Regions from separate parts of the Mus musculus genome. Here region 1 is linked to region 2. The links are chromatin contacts, found by Hi-C or POLR2A ChIA-PET in ENCODE. All regions are on one chromosome and are shown on one strand. Each heading gives the region's core, a stretch centred on a gene start or an enhancer-like site at or near the end of the contact. The rest is flanking DNA. Distances are from core to core; before and after follow the strand shown. Region 1 holds the start of Mettl8 (methyltransferase like 8). Region 2 holds the start of Tlk1 (tousled-like kinase 1).

The links. Hi-C counts contacts between places; a loop is a spot of excess contacts on that map. ChIA-PET counts read pairs that join two places held with the same protein, here RNA polymerase II (POLR2A).
Region 1: POLR2A ChIA-PET joins it to region 2 with 15 read pairs in Patski. The contact joins the promoter of Mettl8 here to the promoter of Tlk1 in region 2. A Hi-C loop is called at or near these places in 2 of 37 maps with a recorded cell type or tissue (heart and left cerebral cortex). POLR2A ChIA-PET finds 5 or more read pairs at or near these places in 1 of 5 experiments (Patski).

Annotation. Positions count from the first base shown.
Region 1 is chr2:71,053,662-71,060,305 of GRCm38, reverse strand. It overlaps Mettl8 (methyltransferase like 8), which reads left to right and starts at 4,700. Exons shown (of 10, transcript NM_145524.3): 1 at 4,700-4,935. Dcaf17 (DDB1 and CUL4 associated factor 17) reads right to left here and starts at 4,562. Exons shown (of 14, transcript NM_001165980.1): 1 at 4,187-4,562; 2 at 3,708-3,811. The coding sequence starts at 4,312.
Region 2 is chr2:70,823,951-70,830,190 of GRCm38, reverse strand. It overlaps Tlk1 (tousled-like kinase 1), which reads left to right and starts at 4,711. Exons shown (of 20, transcript NM_172664.3): 1 at 4,711-4,998. The coding sequence starts at 4,860.

The DNA.
Region 1 (6,644 bases), core at 3,451-5,950, 230 kb before region 2:
ATTATCATTATTATTAGTAGTAGTTGTTTTAAACTGAGGTAGTCTTTGCTCAGACATTTCTTTTGCACGCCTGTAGCACCCAGATCCCAACTTTCTATTTCTTCCTTAACTGTTCTGTCTTTTTTTTTCTAATCACAAATTTGTAATACACAAACACAAGAAAAAAATGTTAAAAAAAAAATCAAGAGAGATGGTTCAGCAGCTAAGAGCACTGCTACTCTTCCAGAGGACTCAAGTTTGGTTCCTACCCTCACATCAGGAAGCTCACAACTCTGTAATCCAATTCCAGGGCATCCAATGCTACGGGAGCCTCACTCACACATGTCTATGCACACAGAGGCATACACATAAATAAAATTAATAAAAATAATAAATCACTTAAAACAAACCCACATTTTGGTTTATCTTCCAGATTTTCCTTATGTAAGTAAAGTCACCTGGAGATTGCTTTACAAAATAGTATTATACTGAATTCTTAATTAAATCCTTAAACATTCACTGTAAATGTCTGTTGAATTCACTGAGTTTATCCTCTTGCTCTTAAGAAAGATAATATACAGATTAAAAATAGAAGGTCCTGTAATGTGTCAGCTAGTTTTATATCAACTTCACACACAAGAGTGACCAGACAAGAGCGAACCTCAAATAAGAAAAAGTCTATAAGATTAGGCTGTAGGCAACAACAACAAAAAAGAGCCAGTGCTCTTAACTACTGAGCCATGTCTCTGGCCCTTAGCATTTAAAAGCCGGGCGTGGTGGTGTACGCCTTTAATCCCAGCACTTGTGAGGCAGAGGCAGGCGGATTTCTGAGTTTGAGGCCAGCCTGGTCTACAAAGTGAGTTCCAGGACAGCCAGGGCTACACAGAGAAACCCTGTCTTGAAAAACCAAAAAAAAAAAAAAAAAAAAAAAAAAGATCAGGCTGTAGGAAAGCCTGTAGGCATTTTCTTAATTAGTGACTGATGACTGTACCACTGTGGGTGGTACCATTCCTAGGCTGGTGGTCCTGGTTTCTCTATGAAGCAGGCTAAGCAAGCCAGAGGGAGCAAGTCAGTAAGCAGCATTCCTCTATATCCTCCTGCCGCCAGGTTCCTGTCACGTGTGAGTTCCTGTCCTGACTTTCTTCAGAGATGAGTAGTGATGGAGAAATATATGCCAAATAAACCTCTTTCCTCCCCAAGTTTATTTGATCATGGTGTTTCCTAACAGCACAGTAACTCTAAGACATATTATTTTGACTGCGCACTTGTGGATACAAAAAGAAACACTCTTTATGCCTACTTTATTCCTTTCATAAATATTAAATATATGTCTATTTCTACTATCTTTGAACATATATCTTCCAGCAACTTCAAGGTAGCCTGGGAAACATTTCAGGGGCTTTGCCAGTGCCCCCTCTCTCAGGCCACCATCCCCCAAACTACATACACCCTCTTTACCTAAACAGTGAAAACTGTATCCTGGATGCTTACTTTGGAAACAATCTTGCCCAAGCTGTCCTCAAGCAATCCCCCTTGCCTCAGCTTCCCTGGGCTGACGCTACAGGCCCCTACCCCACCTCCAGCTAGTCTCTACTCTGACAACTACTGAGATGCAGTCATAGATGTCTTTTTTTCTTTCTAACTGACGAACTTTAAAGTTCAACTACTGAGAAGAGAAACAATTTCCAGGATGACATTTTATTCACCTCTGGTATTCTCTCAGTAACTCAAAGGTTTAAATCAAACTGAATGTCACAGGAGTGAAAGCAATCTCATGTGACTCTAACTGTGGGTGCCACCCTCTGCAACAGAACGGTGAAGAACACCTGCATCATTTATCACTGCGACAGCAATCAATGGCATTTACTCTGACTGAACTTTTTAAAATCAAAATAACTGTCTCTGACTTGGGAAGGCAACACCCTGGGTATGAAACGGTGCCTAAGAGTCACTGTTAACACTGCAAGGCAGAGGATGGGCATCATGAGAATGGTGTAAGAGAATGTCCAGACTGCCACTGCTAGAATCAGAGGCTTATAGACACTGCCTTCTGGAAAATTGAAGAAATGAAAGGAAACCACTTAAAGCCTTTGGCTGTTTTCGTAAAAGCATAGGGAGAAGCATTTATTCCAGAAAATCTCCTGGAATTCAGTAAAGACAGTGGAAGCCCACAGTGTTTGATCCAGGCATGTTCCCCTGCATCCTTCTTCTAGCTCAACAAGATGCTATCACAGCTCTAAACTGTTATGACTGACTGAGTGCCAGGATCTGTCCCCTGCTGCTCTGACTTGGAAGGCAATCTCTGGAGAATGGGAAGGGTGACCCTGTTTTCATCCAGCCCAAGCCATGAGTTGTTGGGGCTGAGTCCTACCTTAGTATAGTTGAAAGTTGGGGCTCCCATGGAGACTCTACCTTGGGTATAACTACAGTGTAGAGTAACAGGGCCCTAACTACACTTTTCTTTGTAAGGTCCCGATTGGCCTTATCTTTCTTTCCTGGCCTGAGCATTCCCTCAGCTTCCTAAACTGCTCAGCTTTTTCTGTTAGGGGAGTCACTGCATTGACTCCCATGACCAGCTCCGTGGAGTCGACTTGAAGACTGCCTGGGAAAAGAAGCAGGCCATGAAACAGCCCCAAGTTCTTTCTAATAAAACTGACTTTACCTGCAACAGATGCAGAGAATTTCAAGTATGTGTGTACTCTGTCAATCACTGGAAGTTACATCCAAGGGCGAATCGAGGGACATGGGTAGATTCACCAGCACTAAAGGCTAATAAATTGTAGGTTGGGCGATTTGCCAAAGAACCAAAAAAAAAAAAAAAAAAAAAAGATACCTCCTGGAGTCAAGGCAAACCTCAAAAATCACTAGTCTCTCTGACTTCCAGTTTCTGATCCCACAAGAAAAGAACTTAGGCGTTATTAATCACTTCTGAGATAGTTCCAGCTGGTGCCCTGCAAGCATGAGGACCGGAATTTAGATCCCCAATACTCATGGTTTTCCTAGAGTTGTGGAGGTGGAGACAGGCAAATTCATAGCACTTGCTGACCAGGCTGTCTACAGGTATTCTAGCTTCCCAGTCCAGTGAAAGGAGAACCTATCTCAACAAGGTGATTTGCTCCGGAGGAACAACACCACTGAAGCTTGGCACACAGAAAAATGCCCATAATTCTTACAGATGCAAAGTGAAAGATAAAGAGCGGCAATTCCATAATCCCTTAATCCAGGTGACGGGCATGGAAGCATCAATTCACTGTGTCGTTCTCTTCAGTCTGACCTTGAATGGATGGAGGCTGGCTGTTAAATACTATTTATCTACAAATACTATACTTTTGTTTGAACATTTTTTTTCTCTTGGGAAAAAAAAAAAAGTACTTCTAAAACAAAATGCCTGTCTCCTAAGCAGCATCTAATTATTTCACAACCCATTTTCTGGACTCTGATCTTTAAATGGGTATAAAACAGCAAACTGTGCTGAGAAACGTATTATTTTGCCTGTGCTATAATTTTGTGTGAAATAAAAGTATTTACAAAGATGAAGTCCGAAACTTTAGACTTAACGAGTTTTTAAGATCACATGCATTTTCCACCTAGTTTTATTATGGACTCATTTTTTTTTTTTTTTTCATCTTCCAATTTCACTAAGTACTAAAGAAGCCACGTGGTTCTATAAAAACTAGGGTCAGGTGGATTATAGCAAAAAAAAAAAAAAATCATCACCAAGAATTTACCTGCTGACACAGCACCGGTAATTGTCAAAATATATTCTTCCTCTCTCATAGGCTATAGGTGACTTGGAATGAGTTGTCCAAACATTCTTAAATTTAGTACTCTCCTGAAAGACACAAAGAATTTCAGTTTAGGAAAGAACTCAGTCCCCTGCTATGGAACCATTTTCGGTGGGTAGTTGAAATCTACAGTTTTAAAGTACATTGTTTCTCCTTTTTTTTTTTTTTTTTTCTCCCTCTGCCCATAGATGTCGGTTTAGTTGGATGCCCAAGTTTTGAATCGATTGTTTGCAGGAAGGCAAAAGAAGCTTTTTAAAAACTACGCCAGGCGGCGGACCTGAGTACCTATTTTCTAATACCCTAATTGCGGGACACGGATGCCCCTCCCCACGTAAGACCCTCAAAGGGGTATCAGAGCGCGTAAAAAACTGCAGCCCGGCAGGAGGTTGGACCCCGGGCACCCCGACTTCGGCGGGCGTCACCTGGCACACCAGCGCCCGCAGGATGCCCAGGTTCGTCCTCTGCACCACGCCTGCGTCGCGTGCATAGAAGCCCAGAGCCCGGCGACTCAGCCTGCGGCACACATTGGCCTTCCGGGTCCGGCCCATGGAGACTAGGGGTCCGCAGGGCCCAGGAGGGGCGCGCCCCTCACTTCCGCGAGGGGTGGCAGCCGCCACCTGCGAACCTCAAAGGAAGGCTGACGCGGGACCCCGCGCTGGGGACTCGGGGCAGAGATCAAGAGGTAGCGACACACGGATTTGACGCAAAGGAACAGAATCAACGGCGCCTTCCTGGCCCTTCTTTCTGCTCTCGGGATTAACGCTGCACCTCGCGGCCCTCCGTATCCACTCCCTCTCCCGGAAATGTAGTCCCCTTGGCCTTTTCCGCCCCTATGGCTTCTTTTTCAGAACTACAATTCCCGTCAGGCAGAGCGAGGGCTGGCCTGGCCCCGCCCCACCCCTCCCTGCCCCTAGCCCGCCTCTCCTGGCCCTAATAGGCTGCGCCGTAGGGCTGCGCAGTGGGTCGGGTAGCCTTCCGGGCTGCACGCGGTAAACCTGGATAGCTTTGGTGGGTGCTGTGCAGCCACCTGGTGGTGTCGCTTCACCTGTGTGTCCCAGGAAGCAGTCCCTTTCTGCCCTGGTCGTGGGACGACTGCCAACCCCTCCTTTGGCCCTGCAAGGCTCTGGCCACGCGTCCAGAGGGGCGTTGTGGCCAGTGGGACCCTCCAAAGGTACGCCCCGTGGCTTTCCCTCAGCCGCACTTGGGACGTTGTGGATGAGGTTGACTTCAACATTTAGTTGTGTAACCACTATGCTTTTGTATGGTAATTAGTGGTGAAAGTTGCTGTTTTTCCCATCAAAGTAGGATTGAATTTCTCCTTCCCAAAGGCTCGTCCTTGTGTGGCCAGCGGGGACCCTGACTGGTTTTGTGGTAATTGCTGTGTTTTCTTCCTCCTTCCATTTTTCCCCCTTATAGGGAATAAAATATGAAATGTTTGCATTCTTATTGAACTGCCTAAGATAATCCAGGTTGACTTCTCTAAGTAAAAAATAACATTCTCTGTGAACTAGCTCAGCCTGCGTGTTCAAAATTACTAACATACTAAAAATTTCCGTAACTGTATACCAAATGCGACCCGTAACCTCATTGTAAACCCCTTTAGTGTGGTGTCTGCATCTCCCACATAGACTTAATAGACTTGGCATGCCACTCCGTGATCTTAAGTGCTTAAAGAAAAAGTCAGTAAGCACACCAGCTTTCTGATCGACAGAAGTACAGTACAGGATGGATGTGCTGGATCAAACGTTAGCCGTTTCATTTTGTTGTTTTAAATGGAAAACTCTTATACCCTTGATGCATTTCCTTCGGGGTCTGGCTTTTTTGTTTGTTTGTTTGGTTGTTTTGTTGGAGGTTTTTTTTTTCCCCCCCTGATATTTCATGACCTGCTTATAGCATACGGTGGAGTGAGTGCTTTGTATATTTTTAGAAAGCTCCACAATAGTTAATTTGGTCATTCATGAATGCAGCTGTCACTGAAATGCTGGAACCCAGAAAAATATAGCTGGATTTTCTTTGGCTGAAGCGAAATGCAAATCATTGCTGAATTGCACTCATCATTTCCTTTTTGTCTTTCTTGTCGCAGCTCTTGTCTTTCTGTGCTCTCCCACCATGGCTGAGCTTTGGTTTCTGTGCTTGTTTTTCACATGACTTCTAAGATGCCACTATGCTCCACTATTACCACAAAAACAGTAGCAAGTAGTGGGCATATTGTGATCATACCTTCCGCGCATTCACTTTAACATATTAAGTCCCAACAACTGGATGCAGACCACCCATTCAGACATGAGGGCCATGCCCCTCACTTGCTGCTCTACTGTAATGGCGCTGTCTTTCTTGGTTTGGACCAAAGTCCCCCCAGTTTCTCCCAGGTCTGAATGCTTAACCTCTGGAAACTCTGTGCGCTTGAGAAGACTGTTTACTTGCTTCTCCTTCACGTCCACTCTTACCAGGGTGGTACTTCAAGGCCAGTTGCCTCTCAGTGTTTTTCAGGTTTTTCCACGAGGCATCAAGCTTGGCCCCTAAATCATCATAGTAAGTGGTTTCTTTCCTCACAGTCGACAGCCAGTGAGCTGGCTGAGGGACTGCACAATATTCACGGCTTGGGCAGTCCCCATTCTTACCCGGCCTTCTGAATGCTCCCTTCCTGTGCTATTGATCTTACCACTGGGATCCCTAAGGAGAGTCATTAGACCATCTCTGCCTCTCCCACAACCAAGTACTTTTGATTCTATTTCTGTCCAGTCTTTTCATCCCAGTAGTTTTATGCCTTCCTGTTTTCTATCCCATTATTAATTAGCCTTCTGATTGTTCTTCCTGCCTACACTTGGAGACTCTCGATTCCCAACCTGCCGCAGCCTTTTAGAGAGTGATTTCACTAAT
Region 2 (6,240 bases), core at 3,462-5,961:
GGGTACTTGCCCCCACTGAACATCTGGCACAGAAAAGGAACGGAAGACAGAGAACAGTGAAGAATATGCTAAGGGATCAGTAGTCTTCAGGCTGATAGGGAGAAAAAGCTGGCTTGTGGTTTTTGTGTAGTTGGCTGGTGGCAATCTCCTACTATCGCTGATTGAAAGTTACAGTTCTGACACCCCTGAACACTTAGAAGGGAACTGAAGGGAACAGTTAGTGCTCAGGGTGACAGGAAGTGGCTCCAGCATCCCATTGCATGGAATACTTACAAAGGACATCTTCATTCAATTAGGCTTAGTTGTGGGCTTGGTGAAAAGGTTTCAGATGGCATAGCAATTTTTTTTATTTGCATTGAGAAGGAATCAATTATTAGGAGGTATAAAATATAAAAAATAATTACAACCATTATTATTTTGGGTTTTCAAGACAGAGTTTGTCTGTGTAACCTTCGCTGTTTTGAAACTCACTCTAGAACAGGGTGACCTGGAACTCACAAAGATCTGCCTGCCTCTGTCTCCTGGGATTAAATGTATGCATCATCACCGCCTGGCAAAATGCATTTTTTAAAAAAAACATCTGTAATATTAGATCCTTTTAAATAATTTTACTTCCAAAGGCAAATGGAAAAGAGGCTAATAGCCGTAACTGTAGATTATAGTCATTCTATAGATGAGGGCTCAGGTCTCTACCTGCTTATAAGACCTTGCCTCAGGAGCCTTTTAGAGATGTCTGCTTTGCTCTCCCACCTCCTTACTGAGCCTCATAAACCCATTCTTTCCACAAGATGGACAGACCACTTGGCCTGGGCCAGCTACTCCTCTAGAGGCTTCAGAGTGAAGACCCCAGGGCACAGGACCTTTTCCATCTCTTCCCTGTTCTTCCTAGGAAGAGCTCCCACCCTCCCTTCCTTGCCTTGCTGACTTCTGTGGTCAGTTTTCTCTCTAGGGATATTTCGGCCAGGAAGATTGCCCAAACACTCCTCCCTGGGATGTGTCCTTGTTCTTGAGGTCCCCTGTTCAGCCCTCAGTGGCAGATGTCCCCTTCAGTCTGGATTTGGATTCTTCTGACATTTCCATATTTCTCCTGTCATGCAAGCTATTACTCTATACTTAAGTGGTTACATGCACATAAACACAGACACATTTTTCAAGACAGATTCTTGATATATGTCTTAGTTAGGTTTTACTGCCGTGAACGGACACCATGACCAAGACAACTCTTACACGGACACCATTTAATTAGGGATGGCTTACAGGTTCAGAAGTTCCGTCCATTATCATTAAGACGGAAACGTGGCAGCATTCAGGCAGGCATGTTATAGGAGGAGCTGTGAATTCTACATTTTCATCTGAAGGCTTCTAGGAGAAGATTGGCTTCTAGGCAGCAAGGACCAAGGTATTAAAGCCCATGCCCACAGTGACAAACCTACTCTCACGAGGCCATACCTCCTAGTGGTGCCCTGCCCTAGGCCAAGCATATACAAACCATCACATTGTATGACCCAGTTGGCCTTGGACTCATGGTCTTCCTGCTTCAAGCTACTAAGGAGCTAGGGTATACAGCTTACAAAATTACCTATTTACTTATTTTTAAAGAATTATTTATTTTATTTATATGAGTACACTGTAGCCATCTTCAGACACACTAGAATTGGGTATCAGATCCCATTACAGATGGTTGTGAGCCACCATGTGGTTGCTGGGAATTGAACTCAGGACCCCTGGAAGTGCAGTCGGTGCCCTTAACCACCGAGCCATCTCTCCAGCCCCCCAAAATTACCTATTTATATAATTTTTGTCTAGAGACATTTTATGCTTAAATTATTTAAAGGTCATTTAATGAACTTCCCCTGAACATAAAAAATATATTTTGCTGTGCACCACTTGGGGAAAGACAGAGGTAGAAACAATAGCTATATAGTCTCAAAACCTGTATTGTGGTCACTAACCTTTTGTGGTGTAACCCTTCTAGTCATATATTTTTGTACAAACTTACAAATGGCAGTCATACCCATGTTTTACTTACTGTAATGTACTCTGAAAATTCTATCCCTACCATTTGGTAAATTTTGAAGGCGTGCATTCAGATGCTGCATGGCATGCCATTTTTAGGCTAAGCCCGTTTGTTTTTCTGCTCAGCTCCTTATAACTGGGAGAGGTTTCTTTAGAAGGTGATAAGTGCATTATCTTCATCACAAGCCACAAGAAGGCAAGAGCAGCATCTGTAACGTCCTTCTCGGGCAGCAGCCACAGGCAAAATAGAACTGAGGTAGCTCGCCTATGCATGTGCCACGCACCTCTACTCATCACTGAAAAAGACAAAACAACAAAAAAACCCAGGGTGCACAAAACGTTGTCAGGAAGGTATCTGTAGTCCAGCCTAGCCTGGCATTCAAAGCAATCCGCTCGCCTTTACCATCCAAGTGGTGGGACTAAAGACTCGAGCCACCTTGCTTTTCTGCCTTGGGATTTATTTACAGTTTATGAGGAATGGAACTCTCAATGAAAGTCTTGGAAATGACAGGAGTCACCCAATGAGTCTAACCATCTTTGTTATAGATGGGAAAGTTGATTTTTTTAATAGTTATTGACATTAAACTCAGTTCTTTTAACTTCCTTCCTGTTCTGTGTCCTTTATGATACAGTGTGCAAACTAAGCTTACTCTTAAAAGAAAGAGGGGCTGGGGTAGAGGGTTTGCCTAGCAGGTATGAAGCACTAGGCTTGATCCCCAGTATATAGAAGACCAAGCAAGCAGAGTATATATATACATATCATATAAAGTCATAGATAAGCAACCAAGACATGGGTGTATGTCCATACAAAGGCTTGCACACGAGTGTTCATGGAAGTATTAAAGTAGAAAAGGGAGAATGCAAATGTCCATCACAGTTCAAGGGATAAGGCAGGATATATTCGTACAAGAAAATGTAACCATATGGCTATTAAAATAATTATGTTCAGGGAAACCACTTTATGTCCAGAAGAAAACACTGGACACTTCATCTAAAATTCAGGAAAATTCAAATTACTCCGTGGCATAGAAAGAAGATATATGGCTCTGAGGGGGATGGAAATGGGGCAGGTAGGAACCTCAAAGGGGTGGGGAGAAGGGAGTTGAGTGGGCAACAGATGTTTGCTACTGATTGTACAAGGGGCATCAGAGCTGTATACACCCTACAGTGTGAACTAAAGCCACACACTTTACAGTGAGTTCTATGTCAATAAAGTTGTTCAATTTGTGAGTTCTTAGGTTTCAAAAGCAGAATGTGACTGAAAACAAGAATCTGAAGCACAGGAACACCCCAGTGACTTCTGGCATAGCTGACAACCAAGGCTCTATTCTGGGAGTACAGTTTATCTGAAGAAAACATTACGATGAGAAATGCAAAGTCATAAAAATAAAAAATAGAAATGACATTTTGGTCCCCCTGGTAATCATGTCATTTCCTTATGCCTGCACAGTTGCTCTATAGCATAATCATTTTAGTGTTCTATTCAATTTGGTTTAAAGAGAGCAGTAACCTTGTCGTATTTTTCCTGGACTACCAGACTTGCTCTTTTATGAACAAGATGGCCAATCGCTGGTGTGTGTACGTGGGTGTGCAGAAAGCTATGCTCTATCTATAAATTTTAGCAAATGCTGTAATTTGTTTTGGGAATTCGTCGTCAATACTCAACAGCGGCACCAGAAACTGGAAATTTCTAGAAACTATACCTTCTTCAAGATGAACACTATAGTTTTTTTGTTTTTTGTGTTTTTTACTGTGAATTCAGTAGTCAACATTTTCTATTTAGATTTTCCACTTCTGTGAAAACAAAGAACAAACAGCTATACCACACACTCAGGCTACCCCACCGGTAGGGTTTCTCAATTCTTTTGGTAGATTGTTTTAAGGAAAGTTTTATTTTCTTAGGTTCTTTTTTTTTTAATTCCGTGACTACTCCTGTTTTGCAGATGGATAAGTGCACACTGCTCTTTCTTTCTTTTTCTTTCTTTCTTTCTTTCTTTCTTTCTTTCTTTCTTTCTTTCTTTCTTTCTTTCTTTCTTTCTTTCTTTCTTTCTTTCTTTCTCCTTCTTCTCCTTCTTCTCTTTCTTCTTTTTCTCCTGAAGGGCAAGAAGCAACTCTCAACTTTTCAGTTCCATTTTGAGACTCCGGAGCCAGGCGAGAGCAGAGGCGTCTCGGGCAGGCTGGGTGTGGGGCGCGCTTCGGAGCAGGCGCGCCGCGGCGAGGGGGAGGCAGGTGGCAGCGGGGGCGCGCCTCCCTCCGGCCGGCTCCGCGCACGCGACTCGCCGCTCCGCGCCGCGCCGCGGGCCCCGCGCCTCCCAGCGCGCTCGCGCCCTCCCCGCCCTCGCCCCGCCCGGGCAGGGCCCTCCCCCCTCCCCCCTGCCGGCCCCGCGGCCGCCGCCGCCGCCGCTGCTACCGGAGGCGCAGGAGCCTCGCGATAGTGTTTGCATTGGCGGCGCGTGACGCCGCCGCCGCCGCCGCCCGTAACTGATGCAGAGGTTACCCCGCCGCCTCAGCCGCCACCCACCGCCCGCCACCGCCCGGGCGACGCCGGGGCCCGACGCACTGCAGAGGTGCCGGCAGGTTCCGCCCGCGGAAGTGGCCTCGGTCGGCGCGGCCCGCGCTCCGCCCGCGCTCCGGCCCCGGCCCCGCGGCCCCGGCCACTCGCCTCCCCTCGGCGCTACCCTCCCCGCCCGCCCTCCGCCCGGCGCGCTCCCTCGGCGGCGCGGCGCTCCCCTCCCAGCCCTCGCGCCCGCGCTCGCCCTCAGCGCGGCCCCCGCCATGACGGAGGCGGGTGCCGGTGCCGCCGCCGTCGCAGGGGGGGAGTCGGGCTCCCAGAAAGTAGCTTGATGAGTGTCCAAAGTAGCAGTGGAAGTTTGGAGGGGCCGCCATCTTGGTCCCGGCTCTCCACGTCTCCAACCCCGGGCTCGGCGGCGGCGGCCAGGTCCCTGCTGAATCACACGCCGCCATCCGGGAGGCCCAGGGAAGGTAAGCGCCGCCGCGCCCTCCCGCGGGCTCCCTCGGCCCGCGCGGACCCCGGGCTGGGGTGGGGGGTGGCGGTTCGCGGGCGGGAGGCCTGCCCTGGCTCCCTGAGCCTCCTGGCCTCGGGGCTCGGGTGGGTTTGCCCTCGCGGTGCAGCCTCGGCGCGCGAGCCCCCTCCCCTAGCCCGCACTCCTCCCATAGAGGCGGTCCCCGCGCCGCAAGCCGGGCCGCCGGGACCGGTTAAGATGCCCCTCGCCCGCCTCCCGCATGCTCTGGGCTGCCTCGGATCCGAGTCGGATCCCCATCGCGGCCCCTAGAGCGATCCCAACGGCAGACCGACTCGTGGGCAAGGCTGCTCGTGCCACCCCCCCCCCCCCCCCAGATGGTTGCAACTTTCCTTCCTTCGCCATCGGCTCCTGCATGTTTGAACGTTATGCTCGTGGGTTGCAAGTACGCTCGTGTTCCTTTCTGCCCAAGGGTGGTGGGCTTTTTTTTTTTTTTTTTTGGTGGAAATTCCTGCTTGAAGGTTTCTGCAAAACACGCACTGAGATCGGTTACAATTGTTTTCTAAGTTTTCTGGCTCCTTGCATGCAAGTGTTCTGCCACCAGATGTAGCAGTCACACAGCTAGTAAGGCACCTAGTGCTTTTGACTAAAAAATGAACTTGCTGCCTTTAACTTTAAGTATACTCCATAAAATGGAATTCGGGAGAACACTCCTTTACCAGGGAAGAATAAATTTGCATCGGATCTCTTTTAACGCCCTTTTGTCTGGAAAATGCGAAGTCGTATTCGTTAGCAATCGGTAAATGGGCTGTTCGCTCCCGGTTGTCTCGCACAAGGAGATTATCAGCACCTTTAAAAAAAAGAAGAAAACGTTTGAAAGTCCAGCAGTCTAGTAAGCCTTGTAAAGAAATTCAGAGCTTCGGTTTATGAGTCGTTCGGATTATTGTATTTTGAAAATATGTCTATATTTATTATCCATAGCTTTGGTAATTGCTAATCAAATGTTTCTTGCCCGGATCCAGTGGTTGAGGCATAGCATTCTTTGTCATTTTGTTCCCGTGAGCATGTGTGAAAGTGACAATAGGCTCAAAGATTGACGTGAATATGCTCTAGAAAATTCATGGGAAGATTTGATTTATGGCATCCATTAAACATGCCGAATACGTTGACAGACATTTTCCCCTTTCATCTCACCCTGACACTGATTTTTCATTAAAAGAAATAAGAGCTTATTTATTGAATG